Linked DNA regions of Homo sapiens: region 2 is linked to region 1. Evidence: chromatin contacts called from ENCODE Hi-C or POLR2A ChIA-PET data. All regions are on one chromosome and are shown on one strand. The core of a region is the stretch at or near the end of the contact, and the rest is flanking DNA. Distances in the headings are between cores, read along the strand shown. Region 1 holds the start of TXNDC11 (thioredoxin domain containing 11). Region 2 overlaps LOC107984859 (a long non-coding RNA gene).

Region 1 (3,539 bases), core at 657-3,156:
AATGTCTGAAGCCATTGTAGTTGTTACATCTTGTGGGGTGTGCTACTGGTATCTAGTGGGTAGAGGCCGGGGATGCTGCTAGACATCCTACAGTAGTCAGGGCAGCCCCCACAACACAGAATTATCTGACCCAAAATATCAACAGTGCCAAGACGGAGAAACCCTGCTGACAGTACCTGGCCTATGGAAAATGCTCACTGAGAGTTATTATAATTTATCTTTCCACTAAAATCCCCGATCTTTTGACACCTCTTTGACAACTGGCCACATATCGTGCTAAATAAACTCAAAAATGTTCCGAGGTGAAATCACAGATATCATAGTAGCAATACAGATCTTATAAACTGGAATCCCAAAAGACCCACTGTGGATTTGGGAGACCAGAAGTACACCTGAAATATACAGCAAATTTTGTATGTGTGTACATTCCTGAAAAGACACACATGAACTTTCATGTTCCTACCCCCTACACCCCAGCCTACTGTCAGGCCTTTTTATCAATTCCAGGGAAACACCAAGCTTGCCCAGCCTCAGAAACTCTGCATTTGCTGTTCGCTCTACCGTGGACACGCTCCCCCGGGATCTTCCCAGCGCTGGTCCCTTCTCCTTTTTGTATAAGCTTCAAATGTCACTTCCTTAGGAAGTCTTTCCCCACCGCCATCGTTTCTATGCCCTGCATAGCACTGAAGCTTTAAAAAATTATATTTACTTGTTCACTGTCCCATCCACTCAAGGGAGCAAAAAGTTCACCCGGACGAGCGTCCGGCACATAGTAGGTGCAGATAAATAATCGTTAGATCAGGCCGGGTGCGGGGCTCTCGCCTGTAATCCCAGCACTTTGGGAGGCCGAGACGGGTGGATCACGTGAGGTCAGGAGTTCGAGACCAGCCTGGCCAACGTGGTGAAACTCTGTCTCTACTAAAAATACAAAAATTAGCCAGGCGTGGTGGCGCGCGCCTGTAATCCGAGCTACTCAGGAGCTGAGGCAGAAGAACCCCTTGAACCCGGGAGGCGGAGGTTTCAGTGAGCCGAGATCGCGCCACTGCACTCCTGCCTGGGACACAATGCGTGACTCCGTCTCAAAATAAAAATAATCGTTAGATCAATGAGTGCGGGAATTCTAAAAGGGGTCTGGAACTCTCGCAAGGTTGTGGATCACTACACCTGAAGCTTAAGGGGAATGAAATCGGTGAGAAATGAGGGTCCTACAGCCCGGGCCGAAGTGACAGGTCCACCCCTAGTGACTCCAACAGGTGAGGAGCACCCCCGACCCGCCTCCCTCGGCACTAAAGCGGGACGATAGGGCGCAGGGCTCCACCCGGAAGCCTCGCCATAATGTCCGCGGGCGGGCCGGGGCGAGGAGAAGGTGGGAAGCCGTGGCCGCAGGTTCCGGGAGGGGTCAGCCGTCCTGGGCAAGGTCAGGCCCGACTTCCCCGGCTGAGGCCGCTGCGACCCGGCCCTGCAGGCTCCAGGCGGCAGAGCAAGGGGAGCGCCCTAGCGGGGCCCCAGGGTCCGGGCCGCCTCACCTGCAGGTGAACTTGAGGGCGAGGAGCAGCGCGCAGCCGAGCGCCACGGCCCCGCAGAGCAGCTCCGGCCGCTGGCGCGCCATGAGGAAGGCGCCACGCAGCCCGCGACGGAGCCGGCCCGCCGAGGACGCTGTGGCCAGGGTCGGGCTCGAGCTGAGGCAGTCTGAGCCCGCGGGGCCGCCGCCGCCCCCTCCCTCGTCCTCGGCGTCCTCGCTGCTGCTGCTGCCGCCGCCGCGGCCTCCGCATTCCGACATTACATGCTCCCAGTCGCCGGCTTTATACCGCCGCCGCCGCCTCGGGCCCGAAGGCCCGGCCCGGCCCGTTGCTCCCCAATCCCGCAGCTCGCCGCACCCGCTAACCCGGACGCTCCACGTCAGCCGCGCCGCCGCCGCGGGGTCCGCCCCACCTCACACCCCAGAGCACGCAGCTCCGCCCACCGCTCACGGAGTCCGGGCGGGCACCGACACCGCCCAAATCCCCGCCCCCAACGGGCCACGCCCTGCACCCTACGTAAATGCACGGAAGCCTTCCCCGCCCGCAGCCCAGTCTTGGCCCCACCGGTCACGACCCCGCTCACGGAGTCTGCGCAGGCGCCGTCGCGGGGCGTGGAGAAGCTGCTCCCTTGGGATAAGGCCCGCGGGGAATACTTGGAACCTTGACACCGCTGTAGTCTGCTCTCGCCGCGCTGGGTTTTAGGAGCCGTAACGACAATAATCGTGTCCACCATTCTCACTACAGGCCCCGAAGCACGTAGGTGCCGTTTTTTATCCCAACTTAACTGAAGAAAAAAAAAACACGGCCGGGCGCGGTGGCTCAAGCCTGTAATCCCAGCACGTTGGGAGGCCAAGGCGGGCAGATTACATGAGACCAGGCGTTCAAGACCAGCCTGGCCAACATGGTGAAACCTCGTCTCTACTAAAAATACAAATATATTAGCCGGGCGTGGTGGCGGGCGCCTGTAATCCTAGCTGCTTGGGAGGCTGAGGCAGAGAATTGCTTGAACCCTGGAGGCGGAGGTTGCAGTGAGTGGAGATGGCGCCACTGCACTCCCGTCTGGGGGAGAGAGAGAGAGAGACTCTTGTCTCAAAAAAAAAAAAAGGACTTGTCCTCCAATGTCAATAACAACAAACTAGACAAATAAAACTTCGAGGGCATTAAGGCAATATGGTGTTATGCCACAAACAGAAGGCACAGCTAACGGCCAGTAGCTGAGACGCCACCTCTGCCACAGGTCAGCTATGTGACCCACGTGCAAATCTCATCACTTCCTGTCTGGTTCTGCTTCTGTGGATGTAGAATGGGGCAATCAATGGCTGTCTTGCTCAATTGGCCAGACATTTAATGTGTCAACCACCCAGGCCCAACATGTTGTGAGTTCATGTACACCGACCATTTTGCTATTTCTTTTCTATATGTCACTTTTTTTTTTTTTTTGGTTGTTTTTTGATACAGGGTCTTGTGTCACCCAGGCTGGAGTGCAATGGCGCAATCATAGCACACTGAAGCCTTGACAACCCCAGCTCAAGCGATCCACCCCCGTCAGCCTCCCAAGTAGTAGGCAACACAGATGTGTGCGACTACGCCCAGCTAATTTTTTTTTTTTGTGGAGACAAGGTCTCTCCATGTTGCCTAGGCTGGTCTTGAACTCCTGGGCTCAAGCGATCTTCCCCCTTCGACCTCCCAAAGCGTTAGGATTATGTAAAAGCATGAGTCACTGCGCCCACCTGTCACATCTTTTTGTTTCTTCTATACTGCCTTATTTTGTAGAAAGTAGCTATTTTCTCGTATAACATTAATTCCTTTATTTTTAACTTGTCCCTCATCTCTGTTTTGTGTTATTATTACCCTTATTATCTATGTTACAAACCCAACCATACAGTGTTAATCTTGTTTTAAAAAGCTGAGAAAAAATATATAGTTACAGAGTTTTTTTAACCTTCTAATTTGCCACTTATACTTCTGTTGATTCCTTTGTGTAGATTAGAGTTACACAATTTATTGCTAAAGAAAATA
Region 2 (3,600 bases), core at 160-2,659, 520 kb before region 1:
AAGGAAGGAAGGAAGGAAGGAAGGAATTAAGGAAGGAAGGAAAGAAGGAAGGAAGGAAGAAAGAAAGAAAGAAAGAAAGAAACAAAGAAAAGAAAGAAAGAAAGAAAAGAAAAAGAAAGAAAAGAAAGAAAGGAAAGAAAGAAAGAAAAAGAAAGAAAGAAAGAAAGGAAAGAAAAAGAAAGAAAGAGAAAAAGAAAGAAAGAAAGAAAGAAAGAAAGAAAGAAAGAAAGAAAGAAAGAAAGAAAGAAAGAAAGAAAGAAAGATAGATTAGGGTTTACCAGGGGCTGGGACAAGGGCGGTTGGGCGGGTGACTGCTATGAATATGGGGTTGTATTTTAGGGTGGGGAAAACATTCTGGAACTAGACTGATGGTTATATAACACTGTGAACGTACTAAATGCTACCTAACTGTACTTTAAATTGGTGATTTTTATGTGATGTGTATTTTACCACCTTTTTCTTTCTTTCTTTCTTTTTTGGAGACAGATTCTCACTCTGTCACCCAGACTTAAGTGCAGTGGCATGATCTCAGCTCACTGCAACCTCTGCCTCCCAGGTTCAAGCTATTTTCATGCCTCAGCCTCCCGAGTAGCTGGAATTACAGGTGTGTGCCACCACACCCAGCTAATTATTGTATTTTTAGTAGAGATGGGGTTTCACCACGTTGACTAGGCTGGTCTCAAACTCCTGACCTGAAGCAATTCTTCCACCTCAGCCTTGCGAAATTCTAGGATTACAGGCATGAGCCACTGTGCCTAGATGCCACCATTTGTTTTAAAGTAATTAATGGGGCTGGGTGCAGTGGCTCATGCCTGTAATCCCAGCACTTTGGGAGGCCGAAGCGGGCAGATCACCTGAGGTCAGGAGTTCGAGACCAGCCTGGCCAACATGGTGAAACCCCATCTCTACTAAAAATACAAAAATTAGCCAGGCGTGTTGGCATGCACCTGTAATTTCAGCTACTCGGGAGGCTGAGGCAGGAGAATGGTTTGAACCCTGGAGGTGGAGGTTGCAGTGAGCCAAGATGACGCCACTGCACTCCAGCCTGGGGGACAGGTGAGACTCCATCTCAGGAAAATAAATAAATAAAAATAAATAAATAAAGTAATTAATGGTAAAACAAAAAAAGTTGAACTTTGCTCTGAATCTTCACAGTATGCCTACATGTGGTGCCCTATTTTCTCTGTTTTGCAGGTGGGGAAGCTGAGGCCCAGAGAGGTGAGTGGCATGTCCGAAGCAGCCCAGCGCAGGGTGCGAGGTAGGCAGGGCTGGGCCCCCGGGCCTTCCCTGTGAACCATCTGCCCGCCGGTTGCAGGAGGCAGTTCCTGGAAAGCAAGCGGGCCGAGTTCCTCACAGAGATCAGAAGAGCAACAAGATCTCCAGGCCAGGGCAGAGGTCCCCGCCCTGGATGCTGGTGACACTTCCCCTGGGCGGGAGGGGCTGGGAGCATGCAGATCTCAGCCCTGAACAGCCTGTCCTCTCGCCTCGAGGTTCTTGGTAGGCTGGGAACAGCCTGTCCTGCTGAGCTTCCTGTCACCTCTCTAGCTGCCCACACGCCGCACAGCTGCCACCGCCGGCCCTGGCCCGGGAGAGGGGGGTCTCTGGGGATCTTAGCAGGCCATGGTGGGGGTGTCTTGGGGCCAGCCTGAACTGAAAGACCATCACAGCTTGCAAGCCACCTCCCTGCTCTGTTGCTGGCTCTCCTTGAAGACAAGTGTTTTTCAATTAACCAAAGCGGTGCATGGCAATGTGATAGGGGAATGAAACACAGCAACAGAATCAATGCCCCACGCTGGGCAATAGCCGACTTTCTGTTCGCTCCCATCCCTTCCTTCCCTCCCCGCCTCCTTCCCCTGCTCCTTCCATTCCACAAACATTTATTGAGCACCCGCTGTGTGCCAGCCACTGTTCTAGGCCCTGAAGACACAGAAGTGAACAAAAAAAAAGAGTCCCTGTGCACATCCTGGAGGGACTTTCCCCGTGTGTGTGTGTGTGTGTGTGTGTGTGTGTCTATACAGTGTATGGAGACAGTGGATAATAAAAGCTGTTTATGAGGCACTTTCTCTGAGCTGTTCCATGTGCTTCACTTATACTCATTCAGCTAATCCTCAGGACACCCCCGTGAAGTCAGTGATATTAGTCACAGAGGCCCAGAGAAGTGAAGTGACTTGCCCAAGGTCACACAGCCAGCAAGAGGCCAAGCCCGGATTGAACCCCAGCCGCCTGGCTCTGGAGCCTGCAGCATAACCACAGCAGGGAACTGCCACCGGAGACAGACATCGACAGCCACTAGGAGATGTTAACCAACAGGCTTGTCTTCACGGCACGGCCCCCGCTTCACCAGCTGCACTGTTTGATGAGCTTTGCAGGTCCCAGATCTTATAAGCTCATGGTGATTGATCCAAATGATGCAGAGGTCGGCCTAAAGTTAGAAGTGGGCCCCTCTCTGCCCCAAGACAGCCCTTCACCCCAATTCCATTCCCACAGTTTGGGCATCCACCCAGGCTGCCAAGCCAAGCGGGGGCTGCCCGGGTTAGCAGGGACCTGGCCATGGGCCTCCTCAGCTAGGGGCCGCCTCTCTGAGGAGTGGGTGCCCCGCCCCTCCGTGGGCCGCCTGGTTTCTCTTATTGGCAGCGTCTGTAGTCCCCTGGCTCTGTCACCCGCAGCTATTCTAGGCCTCTGGTTCCTTTCACTTTCTGCTCTGCGTCTTCCTGCCTCGGTGGTTCCCCACCATCCAGCCTGAGACCTCCCCGTTGCCCGCCCTGGGTTTCTGTCTGCTCCTCTCCGTGGTGGCCGGCCCTGGCTCTGCCCCAAAGCCATGGAGAAGGCCAAATGCAGGCTGTAGAAAGGTCTGGGATCAGATCCCCCCATCCTTCCATGGCCACGTGACCGGGCCCGCCTCTTCCCTCTGAGCCTCACATCCTCATCTGAAGAGGGAATGCTGCTCATGCCCACCTTGCGGGGATGTGGGGAGGGGGTGCTGCCAGTGGAGACTCCCAGGGGACCCTCCAGGAGTCTCATCCTGACTCGAGACTGGGCACCTGGTGGGGGCACAGGCCCCCTCTCCCGCCATGGGACCGCCACATCCAGGCTCTCGTGGGTTGAGATGCTGAGGAAAGGAAAGAACAAAACCTGCTGGAGGAGCAGCGAACACGGCCCTCAGCTGGGTGACCTTGGGCAAGTCACTTCCCCTCTCTGGGCCTCAGTTTCCATATCTGTGAATGAGGCAGCTGGACTGAAGAATAGAGAGTCACAAAGCAGAGTGACACAAACTGGGCTACAGGAAACCCTGGAGGCCCTCGACCCAGGCTGGGGCCGGGGATGGTTCTGCAAAGCCTCTTGGGAGAGGGTTGCCTGAGCTGAGTCTCCAAACAGAACAGTGGCCTTAAGTCACGGGAGATGAGCCAGAGCAGTCCAGAGGGCACGGTCAGCACATGCTAAGGTCCTGGGGCACAGAGTACAGGGCTTGAGAAGGGTTCCTCTTGCTCCATGTGACTTTCATCATCCAACAGCCTGTGGTGGCACTTGCCTGTATCCCAGCTATCTAGGAGGCTGAGGTGGGAGGATTGCTTGAGTCTGAGAGGTCGGGCTTGTTCTCCC

The links. Hi-C counts contacts between places; a loop is a spot of excess contacts on that map. ChIA-PET counts read pairs that join two places held with the same protein, here RNA polymerase II (POLR2A). Pooled maps may share reads with other maps.
Region 2: a loop to region 1 is called in a pooled map, with 5 times the contacts of the local background. The contact joins the enhancer-like site here to the promoter of TXNDC11 in region 1. A Hi-C loop is called at or near these places in 6 of 50 pooled maps. POLR2A ChIA-PET finds 5 or more read pairs at or near these places in 2 of 52 experiments (activated T-cell and endothelial cell of umbilical vein).

The regions. Positions count from the first base shown.
Region 1 is chr16:11,740,951-11,744,489 of GRCh38, forward strand. It overlaps TXNDC11 (thioredoxin domain containing 11), which reads right to left and starts at 1,907. Exons shown (of 12, transcript NM_015914.7): 1 at 1,527-1,907. The coding sequence starts at 1,780. It overlaps TXNDC11-AS1 (TXNDC11 antisense RNA 1), which reads left to right and starts at 2,064. Exons shown (of 1, transcript NR_186412.1): 1 at 2,064-3,539. RefSeq lists silencers at 1,355-2,024, 1,887-2,409.
Region 2 is chr16:11,222,907-11,226,506 of GRCh38, forward strand. It overlaps LOC107984859 (a long non-coding RNA gene), which reads left to right. Exons shown (of 4, transcript XR_007064984.1): 3 at 1,195-1,218; 4 at 1,316-2,058. Among named protein-coding and RNA genes, the nearest start is that of SOCS1, 31 kb to the right of the region's middle. RefSeq lists enhancers at 1,549-1,598, 2,079-2,158, 2,589-3,148. Within about 2 kb of position 1,410, at least 20 of the 41 ENCODE cell types and tissues checked have a DNase peak (open chromatin) inside an H3K27ac peak, as active enhancers do.